Regions from separate parts of the Homo sapiens genome. Here region 1 is linked to region 2. Evidence: chromatin loops called from intact Hi-C (ENCODE). Cell type or tissue: PC-9. All regions are shown on one strand.

What was found. Hi-C counts contacts between places; a loop is a spot of excess contacts. Peaks named below come from ENCODE experiments on the same cell type or tissue, not always from the same donor. Only the 100,000 strongest peaks of a DNase experiment are listed, where the experiment ranks them.
Region 1: it touches region 2 in a loop (4-fold over the local background); 1 of 110 quality-filtered maps calls a loop at or near these places.

Annotation. Positions count from the first base shown.
Region 1 is chr12:126,579,337-126,584,336 of GRCh38, reverse strand. No RefSeq gene overlaps it. Among named protein-coding and RNA genes, the nearest start is that of LINC02824, 110 kb to the left of the region's middle. In PC-9, no CTCF peak of the experiment used is centred here; a DNase peak (open chromatin) is centred at 1,906.
Region 2 is chr12:126,334,717-126,339,716 of GRCh38, reverse strand. No RefSeq gene overlaps it. Among named protein-coding and RNA genes, the nearest start is that of LINC02350, 89 kb to the left of the region's middle. In PC-9, no CTCF peak of the experiment used is centred here; a DNase peak (open chromatin) is centred at 1,986; H3K27ac peaks cover 3,452 bases.

The DNA.
Region 1 (5,000 bases), 240 kb before region 2:
CCCGAAAATGTTGGTTATATCCTTCCCATAAGCCATCGAGCCCATACCCCGAAAATGCTGGTTACATCCTTCCCATAAGCCATCAAGCCCATACCCCGAAAATGCTGGTTACATCCTTCCCATAAGCCATCGAGCCCATACCCCGAAAATGCTGGTTACATCCTTCCCATAAGCCATCGAGCCCATACCCCGAAAATGCTGGTTACATCCTTCCCATAAGCCATCGAGCCCATACCCCGAAAATGCTGGTTACATCCTTCCCATAAGCCATCGAGCCCATACCCCGAAAATGCTGGTTACATCCTTCCCATAAGCCATCGAGCCCATACCCCGAAAATGCTGGTTACATCCTTCCCATAAGCCATCGAGCCCATACCCCGAAAATGCTGGTTACATCCTTCCCATAAGCCATCGAGCCCATACCCCGAAAATGCTGGTTACATCCTTCCCATAAGCCATCGAGCCCATACCCCGAAAATGCTGGTTACATCCTTCCCATAAGCCATCGAGCCCATACCCCGAAAATGCTGGTTACATCCTTCCCATAAGCCATCGAGCCCATACCCCGAAAATGCTGGTTACATCCTTCCCATAAGCCATCGAGCCCATACCCCGAAAATGCTGGTTACATCCTTCCCATAAGCCATCGAGCCCATACCCCGAAAATGCTGGTTACATCCTTCCCATAAGCCATCGAGCCCATACCCCGAAAATGCTGGTTACATCCTTCCCATAAGCCATCGAGCCCATACCCCGAAAATGTTGGTTACATCCTTCCCATAAGCCATCGAGCCCATACCCCGAAAATGTTGGTTACATCCTTCCCATAAGCCATCGAGCCCATACCCCGAAAATGCTGGTTACATCCTTCCCATAAGCCATCGAGTCCATACCCCGAAAATGCTGGTTACATCCTTCCCATAAGCCATCGAGCCCATACCCCGAAAATGTTGGTTACATCCTTCCCATAAGCCATCGAGCCCATACCCCGAAAATGCTGGTTACATCCTTCCCATACTAATTAATCCGTTAGTCTAACTTATTAGTTCCCTTACTGTTTTCACAGGAACTCTTACCACAATGCTGAGTCGTGAACAAAAACGTTTGGAAGCCATTGGTATAGGGAGTTGAAAATAAACAAAATAAAAAAACAGATGCCATATAACATCAAGTAATAGTGGAAGATAACAATTTAACGTAGACCAAGGGGTTAAAGGATGACTAATAGTATTGTTTCATACATGAAGTTCAAGATGTCCTCTCTGAAAGGGTGGAATTTGAACAGAGACTGAACAACGTGAGGAAAATATCTGGCGAATTGACTTCCAGGAAGAAAGAAGAGCAGGTGTGTAGTTGGGGGTATTTGAGGCAAAGCAAAGAGGACAATATGGCAAGAATCCAATGAATAGTATCTGCGAACAACATGGTCAAGACATCCAGAAGCAATGTAGGACCTTGAAGATCCTAATATGGATTTTGGACTTTATTCTAAGCAGGACAGGAAACCACTTGGAATCACATCCAATGTTTAGTTTTAATATTGAGCCAAAAAATGACATTATCCAATTTGTTTTTTTGCTAGACAAGTGAAGGAAACCTTGCTGTTTATTCATCATATAAGCAGGAGATTCCTAGCTCATAGAGGGAAATATCATAATCTACTTTATTTCTTTCTGTCCATTAATATGTAACCAGTGAAATAACACTATTTTCTTCATTGTTGACATATGTTCCTTGCTCCAAATATTTTTTCAATAGTTTCATCAGGTTATTAAGAGTGTACAAAACTGACACTGATTCATGTGTTTACATGCAACAATAAAGAGTAGGAAATCATGGTCGGTACCATTCCCCTGAATGAGATCAGAAACAGTCCAGGAGTAAAGTGCTTTGCAGTTGCCCTGTAAACAGGCTGATCTGAGATGCCACTTCTATGACTCATGAACAAAGCACAGACCTGTGCTGAAGCCCTGTCCAACTGCCTCTGCAGGGTCACACAGGACTTCATTCTACCCCAGTTCTCGAATTTTCTGTTTTCATTAGAATAGGCACCTGAGTCCCCTAAAGACAGACTGGTCCTTCTCAACGGTATCAGAGGGACAGGCAGACTTCTGTGTTCTCTGCTTCCGAGTGAGCACTTCCTTAATATCAGCAGGTGCTACATTCTCTGAAATTCACCTGCTCAAATAAAGAAAGACATTACAAAGAAAAGGCCCCTACACTTACAAATAAATTACAGAAATAGAAAAAAAAATTGAAAATTCATATGGAAACACAGAAGACCCCACAATCTTGAGCAAAAATAATAAAACTGCAGGTATCACACTGCTTAACTTCAAAATATATCACAAAGCTATTGTAAACAAAATAACATGGTACTGGCATAAAAACAGACACATTAACCAATGGAACTGAATAGAAAGCCCAGAAGTAAACCCACACATTTACAGCCAAGTGGTTTTTCACAGAGGTGCCAAGAACACACTGTGGGGAAAGAACAATCTTTTCAACACATGGCACTGAGGAAAACTAGACAGTCACATGCAGAGGAATGAAATTAGATTCTTACCTCACATCATATACAAAAACAAACTCAAAATATCCAAAATACATAGGGATCTGAAACAACTCAATAGTGAGAAACAAATAACCTGATTTTAAAAAAATAGGTAAGGGACCTAAACAGACATTTTTCAAAAGAAGATATACAAATGTTCAACAGATTAACATGCAAGCTCCTTTGGTAGAAAGCAACCCTGAATAAATCAGGGAAGGACATGTCCTTTTGTGTCTCCAATGATGCAAAAGAAAGTTTGTGATTGGTTACAATGCCCCTTCCGCCTGCCATGCCCAGTATGAACAAAGCCAGTTTAGAATTCCAAGACCATCCAGAATACCAGAATTTTCTACTTCCATGGAAAAGTTGACAGTCCGTGTCATGAGATATCAAATTAGTGGCAAGTAAAGTTATTAGACCAGATTCTGTCTCCACACTCTTCTGAAACTTTCATTTCGTAGTGAACAAACAAATCAAGTTGTTCAGGGCAGGCATTCTCAACTTTGCTATTTCTTTAAATTAAACCAAATATTGTGCTCTTCCATACCCTTTTAGGTCCTAAGGCCTCTTACACCCTCAACCTCCTTTCCCAGAGCAGCCTTAAAGTTCACAGGGAAGTCTCTACGTCTGAATTGATTTGTTTTGTATGTTTATTATCTACATAGTATAATAGATTCAATGCTTCTCATTTTTTGAGACACAATTAAAATATTTGCATTATGGCACAGTTTTGTAAAACTGTCCTCTCTCTCAGATGGCTGGGATGAAATTTGTGAAAGAAGTCCAATGGCTCCCTTCAAAACTGGTGGAACCATTTAATAAAGCTGGTTCTTTTCTTGATGTATCTTTTGAAAAGGAAACAATGTAGCTGACAGCCTTTTCCTCCTGTTTGGAAGCTGTTTCCTAAATCTATTTTTTTAATAGAGGGAAAGTTTCATTTTGATCTCGTTTATGTGTGAGATGTGCGAGCAAGAATTAACATTGTATATATACCAAGGGAAATCTTTTAAAAATGATTTTTCAAAGTACAAAATGTCTCAGGTAATAAGGAACATTGAACTCATCCTGCTGTGCTCCCTGGTTAACTCTGGAGTCTGACTGATATGGTTTGGCTCTGTGTTCCCACCCAAATCTCATTTCGAATTATAAACCCCATGTGCTGAGGAGGAACCCTGGTGGGAGGTGATGGGATCATGGGGCGGTTTCTCCCATGATGTTCCCCTGATAGTGAGTTTTCAAGAGATCTGATAGTTTAAAAATGGCACGTCCCATTTCTCTGTCTCTCTCTCCTGCTGTCATGTATGATATGCTTTGCTGCCCCTTCCGCCATGATTGTTACTTTGCTGAGGCATCCCCAGCCATGCGGAAATGTAAGCCAATTAAACTTCTTTCTTTTTAAATTACCCAGTCTCAGGTATTTTGTATAGCAATGTGAAAATGGACTAATACACCGATTTAAAGGCAAATTATCTATTTTGTGTATGTGTATAGGAAGACTACCTAAAATCTACTCTTTTTGCAACTTACTAGTCTGTAATAGAATATTTACAACTATAGTCCTCATGTTGCAGAGCAGGTCTCTAGACTTTCTTATGCCCCGTGAATGCAGCTGCGCCCACTCTGATTTCCATCTTCCCCTTTCCTGCCTTCACCCCCTGCCGTTGGTAAATATTTAGTCTCCATTGTATGTATTCTTTTTTTTTTTTAAGATTCCACATATAAGTGTGATCATGCAGTGGTTTTTGTTTTTTGTTTTGTTTTTTTTCTGTGTCTGGTTTATTTTACTTAACACAATGACCCCTAGGCTCATCCAGTTTACTATTGTGAAAGGCAGGATCTCCTTCTTTTGTTGCTGTTGTTGTCATTAACTATAGTGATCACTTCACTATATCACTATATATGTATATTAAGATAAGGATATCAAAACATTATATTATACATCTTAAATATATGCAATTTTTTAATGGCAAAAACAATGTAAATAAGTGGTCCCTTAAAGAAAGATTCAGGAGTTTGGTAAATGTTTTTTGACTCCTCCACAAATGTGGCTTTGAGCTGCACATATGGAGGTAGGAGTGAGTCAGAGCAGCCCTCTTTGCATTTTTGAGTTAAAGGTAAAACAATTTGTTTTCATCCTTTTGGTCTCAGAGACAGTTTTTTATGGGTCTGGGGAGAAAACTGCAATATTTGGCAATCACATACAGGCAGGAAACCCCTATAATTTGGCTGGATAGAAGCTAACGTAAGCTGAGCCTGTATTTGACATATGTAGCCTAATAAAAGGAGTGTGCATAGCTTCTGTGGATATGAGAAATGGGTCATCTTCCTTATTAAATGCAGCTTCATTTAGTCTATTGCCCACCCCTAAATAAACTTGCAAACTAATGGGATTCAACCTTGCCCCATTCAACAGCTGGATGCTTCAAGGTGATGAGAAAAGGTA
Region 2 (5,000 bases):
ATGTTGATTGTTGAATGAATGAGTGGGTGAATGTTATGAAACAGAAATGAAAATAAAAATACTCTGTGACCCAGAGCACAAGAATAACAACAACAAGAGCAACAGCACAGTAAAAAAAAAAAAATCACATAAAAATACCCATTTATTTTCTAAATGCTGTGAAAGAGAATGTTATTATATGTCATTCTGAGATTGAATGGAAAAAAATGTTTTCTTCATCTGAAACTCAGCTACGGGACAGATTATGGACAATTCAGTGATTTCCAAATCTTATTATTACCCAGGGAGTTTTCTAAAAAAACTATAATTTCTAGGGCTCTGCTTCAGACCAACTAAATTAGACTCTCTAGAGAACAAGGTCATGTAATTTCCATTGAAATGAAAAAGTATTTTCAGGTGGCTGCAATTCAGAAATCCTGGTCTGTTAATGGGATATGACATCCTAAGACAGAAGACCTGCTTGGATTTTTGTTTCCAACACTAACTACCCATGTGACTGGAGTCTGTCTGAAACTATTTTGTTCTTATATCTTGTAAAAGAAAACATTGACCTGCCTTTGCCAATCTCACATCTATGTAATCAGGATAAAATAAGTCCCAGTGGTCTTTCTATGAATTGCAAAGAACTATGGAAGAAGGTCTCTGTTGTTGTCTATGGTTGGAAGGCGGGCTGAGGGGGAATCCCTTATACACAAAATTAAAAGTAGGAAAAATTGTTCTTTATCTGAGGCCATGGGTCCCATTTTTGTGTTCTAAGAAGGCGTGAGCAAGAGAAAGTGAAGAGCAAGGAAAGCAATCCTGGAATGGGTGACTCTACTTAGGGTAGTATTTGTTTAATTTCATTCCAGTTGGCTCCTTTATTTCCACAGTTGCTTCAATCCTGAAAAACACATTCAGTTGGCAGTTTGCATCCTCTCTGGAGCCTCCTCTGGATTTATTCCTTCCAAATCCATCACTTTCAATGATCTCTTTGACTTCTAGGTGGAGCATTTTAAGTGGCCCTAACATCCCTCTCGAAGGTTCACTCCTTCTAGGGTCTTGCAAGGCAAGACTGGACAGTGCCCCTTTGTCTACTATTTTAGATCCCCCAGAATCATTCATCATTGCTCAGTGCTGTTTCAGTCTGATTCCATTGAGCCATTATTTTTTAGCTCTACAGAAATAGTCTCCTCTGACATTTATGCTCTTTAGGATCACAAAGCCCATCTCCTCCTGTCATCTAAAAATTCCAACTAGTAGAGTTGATGCAACAGGAAACCATAAAATAACTTCAACCTGTTCATACCCTGTCCTCCCCCATCTATCCCCTTCAGTCTTTGGAGAGCCATCCCTCCTTCTTCCTGGCTGAATAATCCGATAACCATCAGTGGATACAGAGTCATGTATGAGAGAAAGGGTTGGTAGCAGCTTCATATTGCACAAATTCCTACTTCGTGCCAAATGCCATTCTATGCTTTATATAATAATGAGAACTAACATTAATTCACCATCTGCTATGTGTCAGCTGCATGTAGTTAACTCACATAATATTTGCCAAAGACCTAATAAAGTGGTATCATTGTCATCCTGCTTGTGCAGAAGAGGCATTCAAGACACAGAGAAGTTGAGTAACTTCTCAAAGACGCATTGCTAATGATCTGCAGAGGTGGAATCCAGGCCCAGGCCAGCTTCCTTCCTTTGTTACTGTCACCACACTCCAATAACATTTTTTTCTTGTTTGTGTTAATTATATGATATACTGGAAGTTAATATCATCTTATTTATGCATAAGGAAATGCATACTCAAAGCAGTAAATGACATGAACCACCTGGCACATTAATAGCAGTTTTGGGTCTAATTTCATCTGACTCTCAGGCCACAAGGCTCCTGAAAAACCTCAAGACCACTAAACTTTCACATGCGAACTCGCCTAAGCACAGTGAGCATCCCCAGGGCCACATTCCTGGGGGTGATATCAGGTGACACATGGACCAGAACTGAGTAGCGTTGACTCATGGAGTATTAAGTTACTCCCTTTCTATTTTATTTCAGTCCATCTGATCATGATGATGAGGCAAAAACCTCTCTTGTGTTCTAGGATTCTTTAATGCCTCGCTGACCCTTGCTAACCCCCTTATTTAGCAGATTCAGAAGCCCAAAGCCCACACTGCATCTGTACACTGTATCAGTACATACAGCGTGCAGAGAAAATTTAATAACGTGAGTTTGTTTCTTTGCTTTAGTTTTTATATTTAATTTATTAACAAATAAGAGCACTTGTCTATTTATGGTAGTGATGAAAAATTTTATTTAAATAAATTGATTAAAATTAGAAAGATGGGGCTGGGCATGGTGGCTCATGCCTGTAATCCCAGCACTTTGGGAGGCCGAGGAAGATGGATCACTTGAGGCCAGGAATTTGAGACCAGCCTGGCCAAAATTAGCTGGGCATGGTGGCACTCGCCTATAGTCCCAGCTACTTGGGAGGCTGAGACACGAGAATCCCTTGCATCCTGGAGATAGAGGTTGCAGTGAGCCGAGGTCGCGCCACTCCACTCCAGACTGGGCAACAGCGAGACTCTGTCTCAAAAAATTAAATAAAATATAAAATAAAATAAAGTAAGAAAAATAGAACATACTAAGTCTGTAACAACATAGATGATATCAGTAACAGTGATACCCTCCAAAAGTAAATTCATTGATATTTAGAAATGTGATATTAATTGGTTTAAGAAAGGAAGAATGTCTTACTCATTTTTGTGTTTTTGGAAACCGACAACTCCACCAGTGACAGAGAACTGCGTCCCTTTTATTCATGTCTGTAAATCCAGGAAAAACAGTGTCTGATATCTAATAGGTTCTCAAAAATAAATTTAATTTATAATTTAACTAACTCATTGCTGTGAACGTCTTTGCATGGCAGCACGCTGGAAAGAGAAACATTTCTAGTGTCCCCTTTAACTTTGAATTAGAATCTTCAGTGGACGTCTGGCTTCCCTCTTTCTGTTTCATTCGTGGACTCAGTGGCCACTCTCCCTGCTTAAAGATCTACCATGAGGCATTATCTATTATCATGTTCTAACACAGGACAGCCACTTTCTTTTGCAAGTACTGGGCATTAGCTGACCACGCAGAGTGACACAGATGTGCAAAAACAAAAACAAATCAGTTGTCCCTCACTGAACTGCCATGGACCAACCCAGAAAGAACATGCATGTGCCGTGCTTCCACTGGAAATCTGAGCTTCTTGGGAATGTTGTCAAGCCAAGGCCAGGGGCCAGGCTCTTCCCCCTCCTCATGCTGAGCCCAGCCATGTGGATTTTATTAATCCACTCAGACACCTATTGTGTATTAGGATTTGTCTTAAGTTTTGCATGGAGAGTTAGTGGGTGTGGGAGTAAATTTGACTCAGCCCCAGATCGTATTGGGTGACAGATTTGTATGGGGAGACAAGTATTTTCATAGGTATATACAATTTCAGATATATTTAACTAAAAGTTGAGCCATTTTGGCTTTCTTCCTTCTTCCAATCTCCCATTGCTTAGAGGGCTTGCAACTATTTTTCAAATTCACTATTATTAAGTTGATAATTCTTTTTAACAGCATGGCTTCATACTCACTCTGCAAACTCTAGTCTCAAAAGACCAAAATCAATTGCACGGAAGTTGGAGATCTCAAATCATATTTCACCAGTAGGGGTGAGGGAAGGACGTTGACCCCAGAGAGGAGTGCTAGCTGTAGGAAGCCCTCCCGCACTGACCCCAGGAGCGGAGGACACAGCGATGGCTCTGGGGGGAATAATGTGGTTGTGTTGGTGTCATTTGGTGAGTGTGTGGCCTCAGCTACAACTGTAAAAATAGGTATTAGCATTATCTTTACAAAGCTGTTGTAAGCGCCAAGTTAGAGGGACTTTGAAAACGGTGAATGATTGGACAAATATCAGGCCACATTCCACTTGGAGGAGTGAATACAGCAAATAGATTTTATTCAAACAAAGGTATTAAAAAAAACCTGAAAGCCAACTCTGATATACCCTACACTGAAGTACCACGAGCTTAGAGAAAGTGAGGTCACTATCCATGTAGCTATGGGAAGATCTCTAGGATACATTGTTAAGTGAAACAAGCAATGTATAGAGCAGTGTACAGGATGCTATATTTTGTATAAGAAATAGGGCCTAAGGATATAAGAATACATAGATTCCTATTTGCTTTTACTTGAACTGTAAAACAAAGGGGGTCTATATAAATTAATAGCAATGGCTTATTTTTCAGATTCGAGGGCATGGAGTGGGGATGGATAGGATAATTAGATTTCTCAATCTATGTTTTTATTTTGAGTCAAACGATTTAAATTCAGCCTTAAAAAATCAAGGACATATTTTCTTTTTCCATTCCTCCTTCAGGCCACAGATCACATTCTTAAACACTGCAGTGTCAGGGAGCAGAGATAATTTACTTTCCTGAACTTGCTAGAATCCAACCAAATTACGATGATGCTCTTGCGACTGCCGATGGATTGTGTTAACTTAATACCATCATTAAATGTTTCCCTTCAAGAAGAAAATATCTCTTCAGTTTAAGTAACATATTTTCTGAGATGTGTTATTAATGTACCTCTCCAGAGGCAAAGTTGCTGTATAATTCCAGTGCTAGGAAAACATATCAGCCTATAATCTATGTTTTACCTTGTCTTTTTGCTGGAAATGAAGGATTTTTTTATTCCCCCTGATTCTGAAACACCTTGTTACAAGGTAAATAGCTGCACTTTCTTTTGGCTGTGCAGATTGGCTCTGGGTTTGTCATATCTATGTGGGGGAAATAATTACTGCTTAAAGACACTGCACTGGTCTACACACAGATTAAAGGGTGAGGAAGCCAAGTACTTGAGGCTGTTTTGGGGAATATTGGGCGTCCTAACCAATAACCAGAAGGTTGGGTTACCATGTACTTTCCAGCAGCCGACAGAACATCAAAGAGGTCTTGGAGAACCGGTCAGATCCTAATGGCCCAACAGAAGG